Linked DNA regions of Mus musculus: region 1 is linked to region 2. The links are chromatin contacts, found by Hi-C or POLR2A ChIA-PET in ENCODE. All regions are on one chromosome and are shown on one strand. The core of a region is the stretch at or near the end of the contact, and the rest is flanking DNA. Distances in the headings are between cores, read along the strand shown.

Region 1 (4,636 bases), core at 1,033-3,532, 190 kb after region 2:
GTGTGTGTGTGTGTGTGTGTGTGTGTGTGTATGTGTGTGTGCTCACATACATACACTCACACACATGTGAGAGAAACAGACAGAAAGAGACAGAGAGAGACAGAGACAGAGAGAGACAGACAGCCAGAGACAGAGACAGCCAGAGACAGATTGAAATTGAGATTTGGTTTCATTAAGTAGCCTGGGCTAGCCTTGAGCCGTAGCAATCTTCTTGCCTCTGCATTCCCAGTGCTGGGATTACTGGTGCATATCACTATGCCCAGCATCATCAATGTGTTGTAACAATTCTCACCAGTAAATTCTGATGCCTACTAAAGTTTTAAGCCTCTGAATTAACATTGGCTATCCTGGGCTAGCCTCAAACAATGATTTACTAAGGATAAGTATGTGCACAGTGATACATTGATTGCTGAACATTAATGGAGGCAAAAGACAAGGATCCATGCTCACAGGGAAATCAGTCTAACCAGTCCTTTCTCATGCACAGGACTTTTTATTTAGCCAAAACAGGGCACTGGGCAACAGAGGTGTCTCATCAGTTGAGAGCACTTGTTGCTCTTGCAAAGGACCAGTGTTGCTTGGCTTTTAGCATCACACAGTAGCTCACAACTATCTGTAACTGCAGTTGTAGGATATCCAATACTGTCTTGACATCCTCATTTTAATTCCTTGGGCTCCAGACATGCATGTGGCACAAATACATACATGCAAGCAAAACACACATTTTTTTAAAAAACTCTTTTTTTTAGATTTTATTTATTATTTATTTTATATGTAAGTACATTGTCGCTGTCTTCAGACACACCAGGGGAGGGAGTCAGATGTCATTAAGGATGGTTGCAAGCCACCATGTGGTTGCTGGGATTTGAACTCAGAACCTTCGGAAGAGCAGTAAGTGCTCTTAACCGCTGAGCCATCTCTCCAGCCCCCCAAAACACAGATTTAATAAATAGAAATAAAAAAACATTTTTAAAAATGAGCACCTGTTGTTCTTTCAGAGTTCAATTCCCAGCACCCACATGGTGGACCACAACCATCTGTAACTCCAGTTCCTGGAGATCTAACTCCCTCTTGTTGCTTCTCAGGGCATACACATAATGCACAAATATTCATGCAGGCAAATGTGTTTGTTTGTTTGTTTGTTTATAAAGACAGGGTTTCTCTGTATAGCCCTGGCTGTCCTGGAACTCACTTTGTAGACCATGCTGGCCTCGAACTCAGAAATCTGCCTGCCTCTGCCTCCCAAGTAAATGTGTATATTTAAAAGGAAATAAATATAAAAATTAAAAAAAAAAAAGGTTTTTGCCCATAGGTGATGGCACACACCTTTAATTCAAGAGACTGAATTTGAGGCCAGCCTGGTCTACAGAGTGAGTTCCAGGATAGCCAGGACTGCACAAAGAAACCCTGACTGGAAAAATGTAAAAACAAACAAAATGAAACAAAAAAAAACCAGGGTCTCACTGTGTAACCTAAGTAGACATTGAGTCTGTCATCCTCCAATATCAGTCTCCCAAGTGCCAGAATTACTCAAGCCTTTCATATCACAAGGCTGAAAGAACTTCTCTTGTGAAAAGGTAACTACTAATTGCAGCAGTCTGCTCCATACAAGTGGTTAGTGCAAGTGCTTGGGTTTCAGACCATCCAAGTTTAGAAGTTCAGGGGGCAGAACTGATTGGTAAAGTTTTGTTTTGTTTTGTTGTTGTTGTTTTATCAAAGTTGATTCTGGCTAGACCTTAAAGGGGATAAACTTTGTGGGAAGGGACGGCAGGGAAGGGGGTTGAATTCCCAAGAGGAGAGACTGACATAAACGAAGGGAAGATGCTTAGGAAGCGGGTAACCTTGATGACAACCAGTTTCTTTAGTCTTCTCACTAACACCCAATTCTTACAGTGCTCTCTGGGAGAGTTGCTTTCTTTGGATCTCCCTCTCACAGTTACCTTCTCGCTCGTCTAAAAGCACACTGGGGAGATCGCATTGGTTTGTGTGCAGACTTTTGTATGCTGAGTGCGGGGAGTGGAGCGGGAATACAGGACGCAGTTAAGCACGGTGTTGAGTGCAGAAGGACGTTTGTGCAAGTTTTTACATCTGCCGTGCTGTGGAAAGACCTGGGTCTGCATTACATCAAACGCGTGTGTTCCCAGCGTCTGTGTAAAGAAAGATTAGTCGCCGCAGGCTTCGCCGCTTGAGGTTCAGAGACACAACGCTGAGCTGGGAGCCCTCGAGCTCCCGGGCGAGCCACAGCGCGGCAGGCGGGGCTGCTCGGCGGAAGCCGAACTCTAGAGGCGGCGGAAGTGCCAGTCCGCACGGCCAAGATGGCGGCGCCCAGGCGGGTTTGGTTGGAGTAGGTTGCTGTTTGCAGAGACCCCGATCAAGTTACTCAGGTGGAGAACCCAGAAGCAAGGTGTCTGGTTACTTTATCATACCTGCTTGGGAGTCTTTGCACAGAAGTAGCTTGTGTTACCTAAACCTCGGGTACAGCTCTTCATTTCGAGCCTCACGAGCTGTCTCTTGGTTGCAGACGCGGGCGATCCAGGATGCTTAACTAGAGCCTGAGGTGCAATCTCTGGATTGGTCGTGTCGCCGATAGGCTGCGATGTAAGAGGCTATTCCAAAACCCAGTAAATCCATTGTTAGTTTTCCTTCGCTTTAGAGGTTATCTGTCGGAATTATCCTTATTATAATTCAAGGCGTAACTTTTAGCACTAATTGATTTTAGACAAATCCCCCCCCTGGAGTTTGTGGGGGAGTACATTTGCTTCTTTATGTAGCATGGGACTTGCTGTTTTCATTCACTGAAGTTTATTTATATAACAGATACTGTGGAAGGCACGCTGCATGCAGTAATAACTTGCTGTTGTTTTGAAAGGTTTCCTGTATCCCAGGTTGAATTGAAACGCCTTATCTTCCTGCCTCCACTTCCCAAATGCTGGGATTAGTCTGTCTCAGCCTTGTGCATTTTACAGGCTTGAAACTTAATTTGGAATAGCTTAAATAATTTGCCTAATTTTACACTAGTAAGTAGTGGAGCTAGTATTTTATTTCTGACTTAGGTTTCTAATGTTGCTGTTAAACAACCCGTCACAGCCCCGTGTTTGTGTGTGTATTTACTGGGCAGTGAAACTACTGGGGTTCGGGAATCGTCTCACAAACACCAATCTCAGACAGGGATAGTTTAGTGAGCATATATTCCATGACTTGACCAAATTCCATGGTCCAGATTTGGGAACTGGACCATACCCCTTGAATTAAGATCCTACAGGATTTTTAGGCCCCAAATCCACAAACATCTGTGCCAAGTTATTCAGGATTTAGGGATGGAGGATTTCCTTGGGAACATGTCTTTGTTGTACACCACTCACTGTGTTCCTATTGGTTGGGGTATTCAACTGTGGCAGGGGACTTGCCTTATCTAATATTCAGGTCTTAACTTGTCTACTGGGATGGGACTTGTCTAACATTCATGTGTCTTAACTTGCCAATTAGGAGGTCAATTACGCAAGTACATGTCTCTTTGTGCCAAGTAAACTTGACTTGACCACTACTCAAGATGGAAGTATTATTCCAAATAGTTTCTTATACTGGTACAAGTGTCTCTTTTTTTTTTTTTAAAGATTTATTTATTTATTTATTTATTATATGTAAGTACACTGTAGCTGTCTTCAGACACTCCAGAAGAGGGCGTCAGATCTCGTTACGGATGGTTGTGAGCCACCATGTGGTTGCTGGGATTTGAACTTCGGACCTTCGGAAGAGCAGTCGGGTGCTCTTACCCACTGAGCCATCTCACCAGCCCACAAGTGTCTCTTTTATGTTGGGGATCATCCCCAAGGCAACTTACACCATAAAAGCTCATACAAAGGTGTAGAAAGTGCTGTTGGGTGGTTGGTTTGGGTCCAAGCGAGGAGTTCTTCTGACTTCTGTCTTGATTGGTTTCAAAGGGCACAGAACATAACAGAATATATCATCAATCTTGACATTAGAAAGTTTCTGGCAACAGCAGAAACATATGAGAAGGTTTCCTTATAATGCCAAGCTATCCAGGTAACAGTTACCTGGGCCTTAATATTTTACCTAGGTCCCAACAGAAACCAAGGTCTTATGCATGCTAGGCAAGCACTCTGCCACTGATCTACACTTGACTACTCAAACCAGCACATGTGCACACCCTCGCTCACACACACACACACACACACACACACACACCTCCTATACCTGGAGCTAACTATGTAGCCTTGGGGGCTGGCTTTGAATTCAACTGTTCTGCCTCAGCTGCCTGCATGCTGATAATAGCCATGAACATTTATAGCCTTTTTTACACACCTCGCCCAAATTAAACTCTCAAAAAGCTTTTTTAGTGGTAACTTTGTTTTTGATTTTTTGTGGGGAGAAGGTCTTGCTGTATTATAGCACAAACTGTCTTAGGGCTCTCAAATCCTTTAACCTCCTGAATGCTAGGGTTACAGGCATAGCCAATCACAGATGGTTATCGGTATCGTTCCTTAAGTTACACACTCATGTTAATATTTTAACATTTCTGCCCCCTTTAGCCCTTGTGTTAGGAGTGTTTTCTATACTGGCCTAGTAAGTATAGTTATTTCATCTGATCCTGCATAGGACTGGGAAATAAGGAAAT
Region 2 (4,633 bases), core at 784-3,283:
AAAAATCCTTGAAAGGGGCACCAAAGCCAATTATTGCTCTGCTAAGGTAGAGCAACAATATGCTGCTGTCTCTAAGGACTGTGCCCTTGGCAATCCTATGCCACACAGAGTTACTATGTTTATGGGCTCCTAGGAAGACACAAAACCTAATCTGATCCTGTGGGAACAATGCTCAAGACTCCCTCAAGGGAAATCTTGTAAATAAATGTATTCTACTTTTGTATGCCCCAAATTGTGATGAGTCTCAAAACTGAATAAAATATGAGCTGGGCATGCCAGCAATCCCAGCACTCAGAAGGCTGTGGCACAAGTTTATAGTTCGAACCCATCCAGGACTGTGTAACAAGAGCCTGCCTTGAAACAAAACCAAACAAATAAAAAAAAAAGTATAAGGACCAAATCCCAGACATGTATAAGAATGGAAGATGGATGAACGTCTGCCCAGAAGAAGGATGCTGGCATACAATGCTCAGAATGAGCAGTGCCACAAGGACAGACCAGGAGAGCTGCCTTTCTGGCACACACACGTGGCTCCTTCATGTTATCACGAGAAACCAAGACGTTCCAGTTAAAGCAACTTAAGTATCTTTATTTATATTATATTATGGATATGATTGCTCTATCTGCATGTACACCTGCATGCCAGAAGAGGGAGGGCATCAGACCTCATTATAAATGGTTGTGAGCCACCATGTGGTTGCTGGGAATTGAACTCAGGACCTCTGGTAGAGCAGCCAATGCTCTTAACCACTGAGCCATCGCTCTAGCCCAGCAACTTAAGTATCTTAAAGAGATAAACCATTTTACATTTATTTCTTCCCCTGCATATGTGCATGCACATGTGGAGATCAGAGAACTACTTCCAGGAGTTGGTTTACTCCTTCCACCATGTGGGTCCGAGGAATCAAAATCAGATCAGGCTTGTTGGCAAAGGTCTCTACCAGTCCAATCTTGCCAGCCCAATCTTCTACATCTTTGAACATGACAGGGTATCACTATGTAGCCCTGGCTCCCCCTGGAAATTGTTATATAGACCAGGCTGAACTTGCCTCTGACTCCCTAGTGCTGGGATTACAGGCATGCATCACTAAGCTTGTCAAAAAATTGTTTTGCTCTCTTAGATGAAGTGTATTAGTATATTCTTTCTGTTGTACAGTCTGGCATTATAACCCCAACTGTTACACTAATACATTAGTCACAGCTAGGTCCTTTACAGAATATGTGATCTCACTGTACTCTTCTAAGAAGAGAAACTGAGTCATAAAATGTCAACTTGTTTCCCAAGCACACACTTAGTTTAAACTGAGGCCCTGTTAAACCCAGTTTGCCTTCCTATGCCCTTCTTCAAGCCATGGCTGCGTCTCAGCATGCCCACCCACGCCTGCTGTTCTTCCAACTTCAAATCAGGTCGTCAAAGATAAGCGTATATGATCTTTTAAAGCCAACAGAGAAATTTCATTCTTCCACCCCCTTCCTGCCCCTCAAGAAAGAGAAAGGTAAAAAAAAGGAACGAAGTGCAGGAGAGGACAGAGTAGGTAAGAGGTGGCTCCCAACAGGACTCACCTTGGAGCTGAGGTCCTCTCTCCGGTTTCCTGCTTTACTTCTGCGTAATTTGATGGATGGAGACCTCAGCAAGTTCTTGATACGGCTAGTAATGGTTGACCCTTCTCCAGCCATCATAACGAGGAGCCCCTAAGGACAGTCCCTGGCCTAGCCTTTGGACTTGTCTCAACAGCGGTACTGCCTTCTCGTTCAACACAGCCTTCGGATATGCACTTTCACTGGCCTGAGATGGCAGAAGCAACCTTATCATCACAGTAGGTGTCTTCTGCTTGTCACCAACTCTTACTCTGGGCATTGCCCTGCGCTTTCCCACTCCCCATCCCCACCCTAGCCTGCTAGATTTTTTTTTACAAGGGGAGGACGACCCCTGGAGTGAAGAAATGTCAGGCCCACACCTGCCAGAGGCGTTTAACTGAAGAATCGGATGAACTAGTGACCAGTCGGGCGCCGGTTACAGCCCAAGTGTTCCCATGGTAACTGAGGTGTCCAAGGGAGGAGGCCTCCGAAGCCACTGGGCAAGGGGCCGAAGCACCGAGCTGGCCGCCGGGCTCACGCTGGCCCGAGCCGATGCGAGAAGCTCCCTCCCGCACCCGAGTCTTGGGAGCTCCGTTTTAGCCCCCCACACCCACTGCCTACTTCAGAAACCCTACTACTCGTCAGCGCCCCCGTTCGCTGGGGCCCAGCTCACAGCGCCCTCCGGCATCGCGATCGACGGCTTCAGCTCTGCTGCCGCAGCCGCAGCAGTAGCTATGGTGGCACCAGCGGCTCAAAACGCGAACTAGAGCCTGGGCCGAGCTGCGCTGGGAGGGCGGGGCCTAGTAAAGGGGGTGCGGTCTGTGGCAGATTGGTTCCCGATTGGACGACTGATGCCTATGGGGGCGGAACCAAGGAATGAACCAAGAACGCAGAGGTCTCGGATTCTGCACAGTATAATTGTGGGTACCGCTCCTAAAGGAAGGTCAATGTAATATTGCTTTAGAATTGAGAGAACCTGGCCTTTTACGGTATTATCAGGCATGGTCCTCTTAGAGAACTTTGATAACCACGCCTCCAGGCCTAAGATTGATATTTGGTGGGCCTAGGAGATTACGGCTGAAATTTAATTCCTAACTCATAAAAAAAAAAAAAAAAAAAAAAAAAAAGGAGGGGGGGGGTTTGGGATGCTGCCAAAAGAACTCCTTTCCATTCCAAGTGCTGGGATTTAACGCAGTTGGAATCGTTTCTGATTCCGGCCAGCCTAACACAATGACTCACGCAGAGTAACTCAATTTACACACTTTTGAACTTAATCTATCAGTGATGGAAGACTCAAGCCTCAAAATAGAGCCTTAGGGTAGGTTGTGAACTGAAAAGGCACCCATGATATAATCCATCATTTCCTTAGCTGCCAACGTCCTTATAGCATTTAACAAGAAATACTGTTAACAGCATTAACAGTATTTTTGCTACTCCAGATCTTTTCTGTCTTTTCAAAAATTGCAAACACCCCTAGGGCTGACACCGATGTCAAAGTTTGCTGCTATCAGGTTTTGTTTGTTTTGTTTTGTTCTAGCTCATGGAGATAGGGGAAATACCACATACTCATGCTTCATAGATTTGTAAGTTGGCTAGAATTTTTCATCTAGCTACTACTTCAAGAAATTACCTTGGGGGTTGGGGAGCGCTGGACAGATGGATTGGTGATTAAGAGCGCTGGCTTCTTTTCATAAGACTCAGGTTTAATTTACCAGCACCCTTATGGCATATCACAACAGTTCCCAGGGATTTGTCTCCCTCTTTTGGCCTCCATCATAGGCACCAAGCAAAACACCCAAACACATAATTTCTTTAAATAAAATAAAACTGCCTTCTGAAAAGGCTAGCTTAAGCCAAAAGGCCTGTACCCAACTAGAACAGTACACTGACATGTCCCCCATTCCAGACCGTAGGAACTGCTGAGGAAAATGGTAGTTAGAGGGAAGGATCCTTAAAAAATGGTTTAGTGGCCGGGCGGTGGTGGGACATGCCTTTAATCCCAGCTCTTGGGAGGCAGAGGCAGGCGGATTTCTGAGTTCGAGGCCAGCCTGGTCTACAAAGTGAGTTCCAGGACAGCCAGGGATATACAGAGAAACCCTGTCTCGAAAAAACAAAAAACAAACAAAAAAGTTTAGTGGTACTTGCACAATCTGTGTTCAAACAGGAAGGTACCTGTGTACTATATAGCTACGTATTGGATACAAATGTCAACAGCAACTGGACGCCTAAAGCCACACATTATAGATTTTAGGAAACTAAAATGGTACTTCCAATTTTACCGCCTAGACCCGAAGACAAGAATGATCACCTCTAACTATATTAACTCGGCACCATTAATCATCTGCGATTTGACCTACTCACAAAGCTGCTGTACATTGCTAACAAATGCCACCACCTGGTGTTTTAATTTGTGTACTACAGGTCCTGCTCTTCTCTGACCGGGTTTATCATATTTTCTTTGGGCAATCTGTTTCACTTTTATGGGTTTGCAAAGTGTCCGTCCTTTCTCGCCCAAAGCTATTATGGCTTAGCTCCTTAAAGACACCTTCATTCCTGAAATATTTTCATCTGGTCTGATCTGCACAGGCAACTCTAAGCACTTGCTTTCCATATCTAAAGGTGAGACTCATTGAAGTTGAGAAAGTTTAATGAGGGAACAAAACTCTTGAAATTGGGTGTTTTCAAGCTAAGGTCAAAAAAAAAAAAAAAGATGCTAGTATGGGAATAGTGTTGTGCTTCATAGATTCCTCAAAACGTGTCCAAGTGCAATGTGAAGAGAAGCAATCTCTTTACTCCCAAATGTATCATCCTGCTCTCCAAACACAGCTGACCAAACACAGCATTCTGATTGTGTATGTCCAAACAAGTATGCATGGTTTTTATCAGATTCTAAAAATTCCAGATGCTTCAAAAATGCTATAGTGGTCTTGCTTAGAATTATTAGATTCGATTTTAAAATTCATCCTAGGTAAACAAGGTGCAGAGATCCTGGGAAACTAACATGTTAGAATAAACACTTGCTCATCAGTTCAAATATTTATTGAGCACCTATACA

Evidence for each region. Hi-C counts contacts between places; a loop is a spot of excess contacts on that map. ChIA-PET counts read pairs that join two places held with the same protein, here RNA polymerase II (POLR2A).
Region 1: a loop to region 2 is called in a map of heart, with 10 times the contacts of the local background. The contact joins the promoter of Rpap1 here to the promoter of Mapkbp1 in region 2. A Hi-C loop is called at or near these places in 1 of 37 maps with a recorded cell type or tissue (heart). POLR2A ChIA-PET finds 5 or more read pairs at or near these places in 3 of 5 experiments (Patski and embryonic stem cell).

What each region holds. Positions count from the first base shown.
Region 1 is chr2:119,785,183-119,789,818 of GRCm38, reverse strand. Rpap1 (RNA polymerase II associated protein 1) reads left to right here and starts at 2,282. Exons shown (of 25, transcript NM_001163701.1): 1 at 2,282-2,404.
Region 2 is chr2:119,970,099-119,974,731 of GRCm38, reverse strand. It overlaps Mapkbp1 (mitogen-activated protein kinase binding protein 1), which reads right to left and starts at 2,033. Exons shown (of 30, transcript NM_011941.3): 1 at 1,564-2,033. The coding sequence starts at 1,680. It also overlaps a transcript of Mga not described here.